2 separate regions of the Mus musculus genome follow, and region 1 is linked to region 2. The links are chromatin loops, found by intact Hi-C in ENCODE. Cell type or tissue: left cerebral cortex. All regions are shown on one strand.

Region 1 (8,000 bases), 170 kb before region 2:
CCACTTAAAAAAACTGTCACTTGTAATAATTTTGCATTTGCTATACTCATCAGAGAAAACCCACTGGCTTTCAAAAAAAAAACCCAAAAACCCCAAACAACAACAACAACAAAAACCCCAACCGCCCCCCCCCCACACACACCAAAGCACACAATCCCTGTATAGTGTGAATTTTGGTTGCTCAGCAGCATGCTGGGATAACACTATGAGAACACTGCGAAGCCACAAACCCTTCCCCTTTTGTTAAGATTTTCATCATTTCTGTCTGAAATAAGAACAAAGCTATTCTGATTGAGTTTCTAAAGAAAAAGACCTCTTGGTGGCAGTTAGTGAATTGCAATAGCTCACTTGTGTCCCCCTATGTAAACTCCCTATGGGAACAGACACTAACCAGAAAGCTGGGGTCAATTTATAAATCTTAGTTTAATTTACATTCTTCATAGACACTATAATAACTATCCAAAGCTATTCATTCACAAGATGTTGGATGCTAGCCACTGAGCACCAATACCCCTAATTAACAGACAGGAATTGCCTCTGCCATCAACTGAAAACCAGTGGGAATATATGCATACAAACCTCTGTGAAGTAACAAAAATGTAGAGGATTACATTTAGGAACTAAAAAGTCTTGAAAGAAGAGGGAAGGGGGGGGGAAGGAAGAATAAGAGGGGAGGAATAGGAGGAAGAAGAGGAAGAGGAGGAGGATGAAGAGGAGAAGGAAGAGGAGGAAGAAGAGGAAGAGGAGGAGGATGAAGAGGAGAAGGAAGAGGAGGAAGAAGAGGAAGAGGAGGAGATTCTTTAAGTTCCCAAATTACGATTCATTTTATAAATAATAATGCTAAAATTGTAAATGTTAATGTCCGTAAACTAAGCATAGGTTTTATACACTTATCATTATATCTTAAGAAATACAGAAGTAATAGGTGTACAGGACCATTCATGGTTACTGTTTTAGGGCAATGGGCCAGTGAACTAGGGAATGACAAAGATACGTGTGAGAGTTTGGACTTTGTGCAGCTAGAATATGAACTTGGTCATCCAAATTAAGATGCATACATAAGTCACCTTCCCTTTGGGTGGGTGGGTGGGGTGTCCATGATCACAATCCTTGCTGCAGATTGAGGATAAATTTTCTGGCCCAGATCCATACCAAAACATGTATCATACATGTGACCTTAGCTTAGTAGCATTTTATTTTTTAATTAGTGTTTATGAATCCTGGTCATCTTCAAAGTTCCTCTAAAAATTGTATTTGCTTCTAATTTTGCCTCTATAATAATAGCTAGCTACTTTTTGTATACTGGAGATGTAGAGGCAACCTGTAGACCTGCCATTAAAATGTGTAAATAATGCAAAATAACAGAAGTCTATGAGAGACAAAATTAAAATAAGATACACAGTTGTGTAGTAAAAATTGTGTGCCTTTTGTTTTTGAGAGGAAAACCAAAAGGTACATTTCTGCAGACCTAGATGGTCTTGCAGAAGTCACACTGGTTTTATCCGCCACAGGCAAATGTGACATTAATAAAAAGCATGTATAAAGCAAAAAAAAAAAAAAAAAAAAGCACCCATTTAGGAGAGAAATGCTATAAACTGTGGTAAGTTTCTTCCAGGATACTAGTATATTATCAGACATGCAATTGACTTAGTACTAACTGAGACGGAAATGAAACCTGAGAAATAGTCCCAAGAGTTTCTCTTATTGTTATTTGATCATTCACACAGATTAGAAAAAAAAATGTGAAAGAAAAAAAATCACATGCAAGAAAAGACAGAGTGTCTTTTGTTGGGGGAGAGGTAGACTTTGTATCAGGATTAAACTAAAGTACCAACATTCGAATTAAATTGCTATGTACTTGTTGCCTCTGAATTGTCCATTTCAAAGAGGTTAAATGGCAAAACGGTAGATTGTATCATGCTTCTAAAAAACAAATTTTGAAAATGAAATTGGTCTGTTTAAGATGGAATGTTAATATAGGCAGAAAAAAATTCTATAGGAAAATAAGCAGCTTTTACCCAAATGTGCTGTAAAGTTGAACCACATATAGATGTGTTTTTTCATATTTAAAATGTTTGATGGCAGCAATTTCATATGGCTCAATCCACATATTCATAAAGAAAACATGCCTGAAGAATTACTATTATTTAGTATCTGCTATTGTGTGTAAAAGTCATGAAAAAGAGCCTTAGCATGACGGTTTTTATTTTTTTAAACGGAGCCAGTGTAGTTATAAAGCATGTTGGTGCATTTTATGATGGTTTCTATCTTGGAGTGAAGAGATCAATTATAGCGCATCTAGATGCCGTTAACCTAGCACTGGCTGCGCTGTTTCTATGGGGCATCAAACTTGACCTTAGAGGCATAGCGTCTCTTTTCTGCCATTTTCTTGGTGCAATAATGATAATTTCTCCAAAATCTAAATATCAAAATTGTGACATGCTCTGAGACTTCCTTTAAGGATGGAGCCCTTAGACAGTTTTCCTGTCCCCAAATCCTTTAAGTCTCAATTAGCAAAAGATCTCTTCCCTTCTGTCAATGCTGGTAGACAAAACTTTAAGCTTCCGTTACTAACGATTATTACATGTCATAGTCTGATACATGGAAAGAGCAATCATGTTAGAATAAAAATAATAGAGCATGTCTAAATCACTCCAGTATTACTGGGATCAAAGCATATTTAGCATGCATGTCCCTCTAGTTCTTCTTTAGCGTTAGTACAGAATAGTGCATCCCCTAATCCCTGAACCTAGCATGCAGAGCAGAGGACTTAAGTTATGATTAATTATTTTAGTTAAAAAAAAAGGAGAGACGGTTTTCCTCATCCAGAAGCTCAAGGTGACAAACTACAAACATCCTTCTATGAAATACGGTATTACATAGAAATACTTGCAACAGAAATAGAAGAGAGGCTACACTATTAATAATTTAATATTAGCCCCCAGGATAAAGAAAAAACCCACCCAAAACAAGACCATACCACCCGAGATTGTTTTAGAACCGTTTTTGGCTAACCCCTTTCAAGAACCCTCAGTCAAAAGCTTTAAAACAGGCTATTGTCAGAGCGCTGGGTACCTTTTCTCTCTTGGCTTTGTTCAGTATTTTCCTCGGCTGCAGTTTCCATGGCTGGCTTCATACCATCCACCAAAAATGCTTTTTCCCTGCTTCCCCACAACACACAATTTCCCCCCTCCTCTTCCTTTTCTTTTGGACTCCCCTCTGTCTCTCTTCTTTACACCCGCCTGATTGAGAGGCTCTGTTCTTCACTACAGTAGATTACAGTGCCTTCCAAGATGCAAAAGTCTTGTCAGCGTCAATTTCGCTCTGCCTACTGGTCCATAAAGACAGCTGCCAAGGAGCAGGCGACCATACGTCACCGAGGATCCCAGTTATAAAACAGCCACTCTGTGCCCCCACTCCCAGTGCACCCCGGGAAGCTCCTGCTCTCCCACCAAGCTCCTTTTCCTCCCTGCTGTCTTCTCTCTCTCTCTCTCTCTCTCTCTCTCTCTCTCTCTCTCTCTCTCTCCACCAAGCTCCTTTTTCTCCCTGCTGTCTTCTCTCTCTCTCTCTCTCTCTCTCTCTCTCTCTCTCTCTCTCTCTCTCCTTCTCACCTCCCTCTCTCCCTCCCTCCTCTCTCTCCCTCTGTCTCTCCCTCCCCTCCCTTTTTTCTTCTTGCCAACTGCAACCCAATGAATACTAATTAATTCTCCCAGGAAATAATAGACTTGTGACATCAGAGGAAGGGATGTGGAGGAGAAAGAAAGGAGCCCCCTCCCACCACGTGACTTGGTCAGACCACACTATATGTTATCTCTCAGGAGAAAGCCCGTTTCCCTTTGCTTTCCCTTTCTGGGCCATCGATTTTGTTTATTCTATTTATCCCTAAGCCCTGGAAAAGTATCTTCAAAAGATATACCCTTGCTCTATTTAAAACAAAAAAAAACAAAACCCAAAAAACTTCTGTTTCACAAATCTCTAGACAAGCTGACTTAAAAAAATACTAACGACAAAAGAATAAAGGTACTCAAGAGGGAAGAAACTTCAAATAGATTTCACAATGGTGACAGCAATTCAGCATTAGATTCTACTTTTTGTATTAAAATATGAGAAATTTTAGCTCAAACACAATTTCCAAAAGGGGCTAATGCTTATTCAACAATCAGTATATCGAAAGTATATCTATCTGATATTTTGGTGGTTTCTAATATGAAAATCAAGTTTTTTGATAGGATATGATTACATTTGCATACAGTATTATTTGTTAGATGTCCTCAGTCAAAATCCCAAGTGGGTACTTTTTAACGGCACTCTAACCATCTGGCTTTAAGACTATTGTGCCAACAGGGACTCCGATGATTCTGATGGCTGTTTTCACAAACCCCTTTGTACAATTGAGATCAACGTTCTTAACTCACATTAAGCATTTAAATCTTTACTTTGATTATGAGCCGAAATTTTCAAGTATCACCAATTTCATAGACATTTAATAATTGCATCTAGCTCACTCACCTTCATTGACCTTATTGAAAAAATTCTATAGACTGAAGTCACATACAAAGATAACTATCGATAACCACAGGATAAAGGATTTCAGGAGCTGCCATAGCTACGTGGCACCCATACTGGGAGTAAACATTAAAGAAATGTTGGGGGGGCAGTGAAATGGTTCAGCAGGTAAAATTGTCTGCTGCCAAGTCTAGCCACTAGAGAGTTCCATTCCTGGGATCCACATGGTAGAAAGAGACAATAGATTGCTGCAAGCTGTCCTCTGACCACACACACATACACACACATCACACACAGAGATACACAGAGACACACACAGACACACACACCAACACATACACACACACACACACACGCATTTTTAAAAAGACAAGTTGGCAACCACCTCTCCTAAAAACATTCTCCAAAGTTTTATGGGGTTTTTACACAATACCTCAAAACAATGTGGGAAGATCCCAAATCAAAATCCTTTACCAGCCTGATCTTTTAATGCTTTGGTTTTAGATAATCTCTCACGCCCACTTATATTCAACATTTCTGCTGTGTTAAACAAGAAAACACCTTGAAAACCTGTTTGGCCTGCTTCGACACTTTCTTTTAATTTTCCATCTCACTTTCCACTTTACCCATTGTCCCTGAAGACCACGCCCACAGCCAGTTCTCCCCCACCCCCCCGGAAATATGGCTTCAGCCTATTTTATTGTCTCTTGGTGAAGGGATTGGGAGGGCACCACCTAAAACTTCAGCCTCTAGAAAAAAGTGTGTGTGTGTGTGTGTGTGTGTGTGTGTGTGTGTGTGTGTGTGTGTGATAACTATCTCCATGGGAAAACTTATAGTGTGCCTTAATTGGACAATTTTTTAAAGGCCATGTTTGAACAACTTAGGTCCATTCAGACATAAAGGTATAAAATTTTACTTGTGCACTGGCAAGATGGCTCTTGCTATCAAGTATGATCCGAGCTTCATCCTCAGGACTTGAATGAGAAGCGAATACCAACTTCCACAGTTATTCTCTGACATATATATATTACAGTGAAACAAATGAATATAATTTAAAAATTGTGATTAACTATGTTAGTGGGTTTTTATGGAGTGTCTAAGAAAATCATTTAATTCTAGAAATATCAGAGGAGCCCAATTTTGTTGGCTCTCCTATTAGACAAATTAGTTTATTTACATAAGAGACAGGGTCTGGCTATGGTGAGGTACCCACCACTGAACTTAGTTTGAAACATTATTTTAATATGAATACAGTGAAAGGCAAAATATGAAAGGCATTCTAGATTTCCTTAAACAGCTCTTGTCTATAATATAGTGACAAATCAAAGCAACTGGACAAAATGCTGATGCAAGAATAAGAGATGTTGACCGAAAATGGATGTATTACATTGAACCTTATGGAACTGCTGGTACTGCCTTAAAAGAGTGCAGTTTCATCTACATGCCAAGCTTATGTCCTCCACCATGCACATCTGCTAGAGTACCACAGCGAGGTCTGTAAACAAGCACATGCTTGGAAGAGCTTCCCAAGGGCTAATGTCTACCAGGATGTCCACGAGCAAGCCAGGGCGCCTTCTCTAGGTAGTCGTCAGGCTAATGGGCCACAGAGAACTTGCTTAACCAGAGCGCTCCTTCCTGCCAGCGATATCACAAGATGAAGAGAGGAAAATTCATTAAGTTGCAAAGTCATCTCCCTATACTTAGCCTAACCACATGATCATAAAACAATTTTGCCCACTGCCTCCTGTCCACAGCTTTCTGGAATATATCTTAGGGGTTTTGTTTGTTTGAGGAGCAGGGCTCAAAATGAGTGAAGTCAAAAGAAAAATGAAAACACCAGGAATAGATTTTTTTTTTCAATTCATTCTAACTGCAAATTCCTCTACAAGCCTTCTTGGCTCATAGAACATTTATGTCACATGAAATACACTTGGCCATAATCCTTCCTCAGTGTCTGATACGTGAAATGCTGTCTAATAAGAAATACAAACTAGAAAAACAGAATAGTGCTAGGAATTCAGAATATGATTGCTAAGAATTGGTTTTTATCCATAACTAGACTGTATTAAAACTTTTTAAAAATCAGTTTGGGGAAGCCTTTGTCTTGCAGGATAATTAAATTTCTAATTTTTGTCTTTTTAAGCCAGAAGGATTTTAAAAAGCACGAGGCCAGTCTGTGCTATATAGTGAGTTCTTAGCCAGCCTCAGCTACCAGTGTGATGCCCCACCCCACCCCTGCCCAACATAAACAAATCAAAAGAGGGCTGGTATACCAGTCCAGTGAGTAAGATACTTGCTGTCAACCATGACAATCTGACTTAGATCCCTGGGACCCACATGGTGAGAGAAAACTATCCTCTGACCTCCACATGTATGCTATGGCACATGAGAGCTGACAAACACAAAAGAAGTAACAATGTCATTAAATGATAAATAAAAATAATAGAATTTCTAAGTTTTCATGAAATGTGAGTTTTGAAAAATGCCTGTGGATTCAGTACTTACTATTCTTTTCCTTCCTTGATGGCTTTACTCCATATCTTCTGCATATCTGCTATAGTTTACAAGAAATGACACCTTATATTGAACTGAAAGTGAAGATCAAGTCAGACGATGTTTATGAATACTCTTTAGAAATGGTAGAGCTAAGGGCTGGAGAGATGACTCAGTAGTTAAGAGAAAGAGCCCTGGCTGTTATTCTAGAGGACCTGAGTTTGATTCCCAACACCTACATGGCAGCTCACAATCATTTGTAATTTCAGTTCTAGGGGAGCTGACCCCCTCTTCTGACCTCTGAGGGCACTAGGAATGCATGTGGTATTCAGACATACAGGCAGGCAAAACACCCATATACATAAAATAATGGCGAAATTATTTTTAAATTGTGAAGTTTTGGTTGAAAATGTAGCTCAGTGGCAGAGTGCTTGCCTAGCATACAAGAAACCCTGGGTTCAATTATTAATGCCACAAAAAATGATGAATCTCCATAAGGGTGAGCCATCATCCATAGTCGTTGTCTTTAATGGCAGAGTTTGTTCCCAAGTAGATCCTGGCTAATGCCCACAAATATGATGAGCACAAGAGACTTTTTTCCCCTTTCTTTCCAGCCTCGTCAGCTATTTACTTAGTTCCAGGCAGTAACCTCATTAGAAAATTCAGGAGCTGCCAAAACAGCAATTGTTGAGTTTAGCAACAGCCAGCCTGAGGTGTGCCCAGCTCCTCTGCACCCTGCCTCAAACAAACAAACAAACAAACAAACAAACAAACAAACAAGCAAGCAAACAATTCACAGAACCAAATGTTCAGAGAGTGAGAACAAGTTTGGTAGGCATAAACTAGGGCTTGACATGATAGCAACAGGGGCAACGTGGACTGTTTCCACATTCCCAGCTGAGATATGGGCTCAGCACAGAGGCACTGTGCGATCAAGTAGCATGTTCATTTTCCCAAGCAGGGTGGGCCACACGTATCTCAAAGTCAATGTGAATACTGTG
Region 2 (8,000 bases):
CAGTAACAAGAAGTCCTGTAAAACACTATCAATCTGAAGCACACGGGGGGCCATGGTTTCTGGTACAGACTGCTCACTTGTCATTAGTAGACAGGACCTTGAGGAAGCAGGCACGACAGTTTTCAGGAGATATACCTGGAAAGAGTACAGTCTTCCTTCAAAGGGAACCTGCCCCTTTGTAAATGCATCTGTTAATATTCTAAAGCTGGCTAAGGATTTAACAAGAACACTTAGCATCCCTGGTAAAGCTCACACTGCAATACTCCCAGGCATTACAGCAGTACTTTCATGTCAAGGAAAGCAAGCATGTGGGGGCAGCAGGTTCCATTTTATCTTTCACTCTCCCGACCCAAGTCTCCTTCTCCTTTCTGGAACAAGCCTTCAGGGACTGAGTTTTCTTCTGAAGGGCTGGTAGAACTGAGAGAAAAGCGATTGGCAATGTCAGGGAGGGCCGGATCTGCAGCTCTGCAAACTGGGCAGCCCTCCACAGCGGAACACAATGGCATCATGGTCACCACCCAGCTGAGCTCTGGGGAATACAGAGACCATTCATTGTCTGTCCTCAACCACCAAAGGAGGGAGGAAAAAACCCACGACAGCATTGAGGTCATTCACTAACCACCGCTGAGGCCTACAGACAAGACAGAGCCTCCCAGTCTTGAATGATATATTTTCCCATACGGCCTTTCTAAGGCAAAAAAGAAAAAAGGGGGGGGGAAGCACATTTGTTCTACAGTGGCACTGCTTGCTCTGAGAGAGATATTTTTAAATGCACAACTATAAACGAAGAACAACAGTTGGAAATTCTGTCATTTTTTCCCCCAGATAAAAAAAATTCCACCTATGATAATGCTTTGTTGAAAGGCAGTGGTATCTCATATTTATTCTTTTCATTGCATATTTGTATACCATTTCTTTTTTTCTTGAATATTTATAATCTTATAATTATAGGATGTAGGACGTGTCATCGCAACCAGAAAGTAAAATAGAACCACAAGTCCTCCTCAGAACGATAATGTATATTCTATAACACCAATTTCCTTTCTGCTTCATCTTCCTTTATACAATTTTGAAAATTAAATACATGAAAGGTCATTTGCTTTTACTTTTGCAAAGGAAGATATTCAAAAGAAATTATTATATTATTAGTCTTTGTGTCTACAGCCTGGAGGGTCAATTTTTTTTTTTCTGTTGAGGGCCCCATTGATTTGGCTTTGAGCCAGACTGACAGTCTGGGGGTGCAATGAAGACCATGAGAACACACTGCCTGCTACAAAGCAGTATGCTGAGGACTAAAACGAAGTAAATGAAGGTGCCTTGAGTAACACAAGTTCACGTGTGATAGTAAGAAATCTTCCTGAACATGCAATGCCAGCCCATTAGAGATGCCTGTCAATTGTATAAATACCAGTAGTTCACTCAATGAGAAAAATGATAAAAACAGGGACTTCTGACACTCTTGTTTCCTACCCTCCTACTCTTGCTGTCCCCATGCCACCACCCCTAGCTGGCTGTTGTACTTGGTTGAACGTATCAGGCTTGACACTCTCATGGATTTTTTTTTCCTATGGCTTTGTATGGTCCCTACTTAGTCATGTAGACATCAAAGATGGCATGAGTCCAAATGGCCTACTTCCACCAGAGAACGAGTCCAAGCTCCACTTTTAAAACAAGAACATTGGTTTATTGTGTGCATGTGTCAGGTTTGGTGACAAGTGCCTTTACCCACTGGGCTACCTTGCCAGCTCCCCAAACTCCATCTTCAGCTGGACACAGGGCCTGCTTACAAGCATATAGCAGCCGACTGTGTTTCCATCTCTAACAGCCACCTTCAGAGCTGAAGATGGAGGGAGACAAGTAAGTATTATTTAACCCCGTTCACTTTCTCAAGCCGAGGCTCCAGTTTATGCTTGCCTGGGTGTTGCATTAAGTGCTGTTCCAAGGCAGGCATGGGGCGGGGTGGGAGGAGACTGAAAGGGTATAGTTAACAATTCTTGCCACCTCCCCTGCCCAAATCACATACCACTCATGGAAAGGCACTGTTTAATTTATCAGCAAGGGTGATAAAGATTTGTGAATGGTTTACTTTGCAATCCTGCAGAATCCTTTATGTGGCTAGTGTCGATCAGAAATCAACTAGAAGCCCAAGAAAGAGCAAGATACTCTGACTCAGAAACACCACAGGTAACGGGGAGAACTGAAAAAAACCAGGACAACAGAGGATGACGACAGTGATAATCTGGTTCAAAAGAAGAAACAGATGGTGTTCGTCTCATTTCAGGCATGTGTTTCATACAGCATATCTGAGTGTGACCATAAAAAAGTCAGGGCCAAACACAGCACACACTCAATTGCTGGCACAGCAGCAAAAATCTTGAGTAATTTGGGTAGTTAAGACCACTTTTATCTTTCCAGTGAATTATTTTAAATTACTTTCTATAAACATATTTCTGATAATTCTATGCTAAATTCTTTTCTGCATACTGTACTTGCTCCGGGCACTTATTTGGAGGGATAGATGCTATACTTTATTCCTTTTAGAGGTCCCATTTTTCTTCCACCAGAGAAAATAACAGGTATAATCTCCTGCCTTTGGGGGCTACTGGAATTGTTGAGATTGTCTGTTATATCCTGATAATATTCTCTCCTACCCGTGCTCCCCCAAATTATTAAGGGGCAGTAACTAAAAACAACAATCAGTAAGAAGTTCCAAATGTCTAAATATATTAATATATTTCCAGTTCATCTGGCCTTAAATGTTACAGTCTGCATCTGATTGTCCAAGTGCTTTATGAGTGGATTTCCCAACATAAAGAAGTAATTCTGAGAGTTCTATAGTGTGCTTGAGAACTCTTATCTAACCTCTAGCTATGTTTAATTTCCTGCCATCCTTCTTATCTTAACTTCTCCTTAAACGCTGGACTTGAAGAAACACCAATAAGCCTCTGCCATCTGTAAAACAGTTTCACGATGGAAACGCCTGCCTCTCTGCAACTTGGGTTGATTTTTCCCCCCAGCCCAGCAGTCAACAGAAGGGATCATACACTTTACTGTGAACTTGCACGTGTTAGATTTACCCAAAGCATATACACATGGTTTCTCTTTCCACTGCCATCCCAAAGACACTGTTATCTTGACGAATCATGCTAGCATAAATTGTACTTTCAAACAGTATCACAATCTCACAATTCATAGAGGCTTTGTGTCTGTAACTTTTAGTCTTAAGATTTTGAGTAATGTTCTGGCTTTTAGTTAAAAAACAACAACAAAACAAAAACCAACAAACAACCCCCCCCAAGCAAATAAAAACCCCAACAACAGTGGAGTCCAGAGCCTAATTTGTGCAACGAGTTTGTAACAATCATTTCAGAAAAAAAAAGGGAAAATGGTTCAGAACTCTGGCTACCCACAGCAACTGTCAAATGTTCTTAAGATAACATCAACTAAGAATTCTGACCTACAGAACTCAAAAGTTGCAAGGGGGGCGGGGGAGAAACTCAGGTTTTTGTTGTTTTGTTTTTGTAAATGAGCCAGTAGCTTAGACATCTCTGCAGAAACGTGTCCTGACAGACTTCCTGCAACATTGTGATCCACAGCACGTTTGAATTACACTGTGAGTTAAAACAAAACAAAACAAACAAAAACCCCAAACCTTCCCATGCTTGAGCCTCACTTCTCAAGATCTGAACTGGAATAGTCTGAGGTGGGGGCCTGGGAACAGAATTCTCAGCAGGCACCCAAGGATTAGGAAGCACATAGGGCTTGAGAGCATAAATTAGAACTAGTTTTAACAGTCTGTCAGGGGTTGGGACTCTCACGGGTCTAGGCAACCTCCTCGTGCTGCCGGGTGATGGTAATTAAAGCCACAGCATGAGCGCCAAGCCAGTACTCCAAGCTTCAGGAGTCCGCCACGCTATTCCCTTACTCCCCAAAAGCAACCCATCAGCCCCCGAAGTCACCTCGTGGGCACGCAGCTGGCAGATCTCGGGCGGTGGGCAACAACGGACCTAGCTCTGGTGGTGGGGAGGAGGAAGGGGCGGGAGAAGTGGGGGAGTGACACAAGGAGAGCGGGAGGCTCGGGTTGCCTGGGCAACAAGGAGCTCGCTTCCGGTACGGGGCTTGAAAGACGGAAGTCCCGCCTTATCCGTGACGTAACGTCGTGTCAGTGGCTACACAGAGTCAAGGGCGGCACAGGAAGCGAATTCGTTTGTTTGGGCGGTCCCGGCAGCTAGCTATTGGGCACTAGGGGATCAGAACTGAATTGCACCCTCAGCTTTCGGTTATTATTATTATTATTTCTTCTTTAGCTTTTACTTTCTTTTCACTTTCTTAACTAAAATGGAAGGTGAGAAATTGTTTTGAAAATACAGATTCACTCAGATCTGTGTCAGCTTGACATTTATGAACCTTAATTTGTACCTAGTGTTTCTGTCATTATAATCGTCAGCAGTACATGCCCTTCTAGAGTTGCACAAGAGTCCTTAGTAACCAAAGATGAACTACTAGAAGGCCAAGTGGGCTTATTTGGCAAAATGTGCCATATTTTGCAGGAATTTATTACTAGGAAAACCAGATTTGGACCAGATGCATGGTTATTCCAAAAAGTGAAAATAGGAAACAATTTAAATGCCAAAGGCTAAGATAATTAGGCAATGTCAGTAGTGGGACATTATTACCTTATCATTCCTGTAATATTGGTGAATCAAAGTAGTATAAAAGAATATTTAGCAAACATATACCAGATGTCTACTATATGCTAAGTATCTGCAGTGTCTTGTAGCTTCAAGGCACACGTGATTTTGAGGTACTTAAATGTGAGAATTTTCGATGTGCTTAACTAAATTCCACAGTACATTTTAAAGAGTTAATATTGAAAAAAAAATACGTGAACTGTCTAGTTGTTGTTGACACTGTCTCACTTTCAGCTGGGTCGAAGGTCATCATCTTGCCCTGGCTGGTTTGAATTCCCAGAGATCCACCGGTCTCTTGACTGTTGGGATTACAGGCACGCGTATCAACAAGCCTGCCTTAACTAACTCACATTTTAAGCAATCTTAACCTGGCAGTGGTGTAGCTTCATTGATAGAATGTTTGTCCAGCATGAATGATGCGCTGGATCATTCCTTTATAACATCTCACATCTGGGCATATTGGCGCATCTGTAATCCTAGAATTCTGGGCATGGAAGCAAGGTTGTTGTGGCTACACAGTGAATCTGAGGTCAACCTGGGATGCATGAAGCTGTTTGAGGAAAAAAAAAATCCTTGCCTTAGGGAAGGAGAATTTACCTTAAATGAAGAGTAAAATGAATTCCATGTACATATTTTAATATTTATGTACATATTTTAATAATATGTACATATTTATTAATCTGTTCAATAGAACATGAAATTATATATGTGGCATAAATTATAATTCTAAAGGAGAGTAATATTTTACTTAGTGAATATACACTGGTAAACACAGTTTTTTTACTTCACAAAATTGACAATTGGTTGGGTAGAGATCATAGACAGTCAATGCAAGTGTAATTATGTTTTTCATTTGTTTGTTTAGAAAGAGTCTCATGTAGCCCGTGCAGAACTCCTATTTCCCAGGTGCGAGAATATTCATTACCATACCTGACATATTGTAGTAAATTTATATGATGAATATATTGCAGAAAGGGACAACACACACACACACACACACACACACACACACACACACACACAGGCAGTTAACTTTAGGCAAGAAACGAGAAAGGGCTGTGTGTGTTTGTAGGACTGTGACTATCTTCTGGGAAGCAGGCAAGTCATTTGGAGCCTGTGGGAAGAAGAGCAGGAAAGAAAAGAGAGTGATATGAGAAAGCGGTCACATACTTGCAGAAAAGGCAGAACATGATGGGCTTATAGAAAATGTATTTCAAATGGAGCAGTTCTGGAAATACCAAGTGTCTGCATGCACATACACAGAGTCTGTGTGTATGTTATATTGCTAGCTAGAATATTACTAGTGCTTTGGCTCCTCTTGTGCAGATCCAGATAAGCCATTCAGAGTGGTGAGAAGTGGGTTTCGTTCTCACAGTTGTGAGTGTGGGAAGCCCAGAGGAATATGGCAACTCCATGGGATGAGAAACTTGCCCTCTACCTGTCTTTTAACTTTACCCATCTTGCCTTCCTGTTTCTGAGAGCTTAGTCCAAGTTGACTTATCATGGCACCTTCCCCCAGCCCCTTCCCCCCTACCCCAGCTCAGTGGGAGGATAAAAGGGAAACCTCTTTGCATGCCTCTTCCTCCCAGATAGAGTTTCGAGACATTAATCATATTTGAGGCTGAATTGTTCTGTGTTCTGAGGGCTGCCCTGCTAAGATAAGATATTGGGAAGCATATCTGTCCTCTACCTACTATGTGCCAGTAGCATCCCTCAAATGTGACACCAAAGGAAACGTCCAGGCATATTGCAAATGTCCCCTGGGGGCAAAGCCACCTTCACTCGAGATGTATTGTCTTAGGACTTGTCCACAATACTGCTCACTGGTGGTTTGAATGTCATGACTCATCCATCATAAGGATAAAGCACTTTTGAAATTTTCTCTTTTAGGTAGCCAAGAGGCCCAATGATAAGTTAGCTGAAGATGAAGTCAAGAAGCTAGCAGATCCACACCTCCATCTCTGATTATGGTGGCTCTCTTCTTGGCTGAGTTTTAGTGGTTGTTTATCTTAATTTAGTTGCATAAAAAGCATAGGTGACGGTTAATAGTGAGCACCTAAGAAGTGAGAAGCCAACCCATGATTGTCTTCCAATCCTTAGTGTGGAAATTAATTCTGTCCACAGAGAGCGATATAAATATATAGATGCTGTGTGATACATTTACTTATGAATAAATGACTGACAAAAAAAGGTGAGAATTCTGTTTAAGAAGCATGGTCATTTTAACTCCTCAGGGTGAAACATTGAGAGGACTTGGAAAAGCTAGGGGGAGGTTGTTTTATTACTTGTGTTCTACCGCCCTCTGGTGGGAATTTGTAATTCGACTATTCCTCATCTAGCATCTTTTGTTCTGGTTTAAACTTCAGATAATGCAAAACTTCCAAGGGTCACCTATGATGAGGAACTTTAAAGCACTTTTTCACACTCGAGACTATTGCATTTGGGACTCTGCACTGTTTCATTGTGAAGGCTGCCCTATGTATTGTAGGGTATTTAGAAACATCCCTGGTGTTCCTAGCACCTCTCATTTGTAGAAAACAGAAATCTTGTCAGATGTCCCCTGTGGCTCAGAATTTCTCCTAGTTGTGGACCACTCCTTTAAACACTCGTGTGAATTTCCTATTTTCACAGCCTGTATAGTTCTGGAGTCTTAGAGCAGGGGTTATGAACTTTTGGTTCATGACTCCGTCAGCAAACTTTTATCTCCAAAAATATTTACATTATAATTTATAACACTAGCAAAATTACAGTTATTAAGTAGCAACAGAAATAATTTTATGGGTGGGTGGAGGCACTGTATGAAAGGTCACAGCACTAGGATGGCCGGGAACCATTGACTTACAGTATCCTGGAAATAGCTTCTATGTTAGTCAGTCCACCAAAGAAATGAGAGGTTCCACTTATAACTGTCCTGCTATAGCAGATATGCCTCCCTTTTCATAGTTTTCAGATCTCACTCACCCCTGCTCATCCCAGCAGTTGGAGGAGAGTTCTATGGAACTGAAGACAAGGTGAGAGAATGTAGTCTTAAGTCCTACAGGCTAAGGCTGTTATGCTACAGAAGAAGTAGAACGGAAAAACCCTAGGCTATGCCCACTCCCCCACCCCCCACTCCATGGGATGTACCAGCATGGATGATCTAGTGGACCATAGGGATCCATAGCTAATCTCATGGGCTCTTTGGACTTCCCTACCCTACTCTAGGACCCATCTATCATGAAGAAAGTTATTGAGAACCAGTACCTTACCAGGGTCAAGTTAAGAGGTGCCAAGCAACCTACCAAAAGTCCAAATTTCTGCCTTCAGAGC

What was found. Hi-C counts contacts between places; a loop is a spot of excess contacts. Peaks named below come from ENCODE experiments on the same cell type or tissue, not always from the same donor. Only the 100,000 strongest peaks of a DNase experiment are listed, where the experiment ranks them.
Region 1: it touches region 2 in a loop (6-fold over the local background); 28 of 42 quality-filtered maps call a loop at or near these places.

What each region holds. Positions count from the first base shown.
Region 1 is chrX:166,340,157-166,348,156 of GRCm38, reverse strand. Gpm6b (glycoprotein m6b) reads right to left here and starts at 3,604. Exons shown (of 8, transcript NM_001177955.1): 1 at 3,076-3,604. The coding sequence starts at 3,136. In left cerebral cortex, no CTCF peak of the experiment used is centred here; DNase peaks (open chromatin) are centred at 2,393, 3,353, 3,716, 6,172 and 2 more places; H3K4me3 peaks cover 3,483 bases; H3K27ac peaks cover 4,773 bases.
Region 2 is chrX:166,166,510-166,174,509 of GRCm38, reverse strand. It overlaps Gemin8 (gem nuclear organelle associated protein 8), which reads right to left and starts at 4,056. Exons shown (of 4, transcript NM_146238.4): 1 at 3,960-4,056. In left cerebral cortex, CTCF peaks have their summits at 4,256 and 7,003 (motif pointing left); DNase peaks (open chromatin) are centred at 3,046, 3,637, 4,129, 6,989 and 3 more places; H3K4me3 peaks cover 1,642 bases; H3K27ac peaks cover 3,314 bases.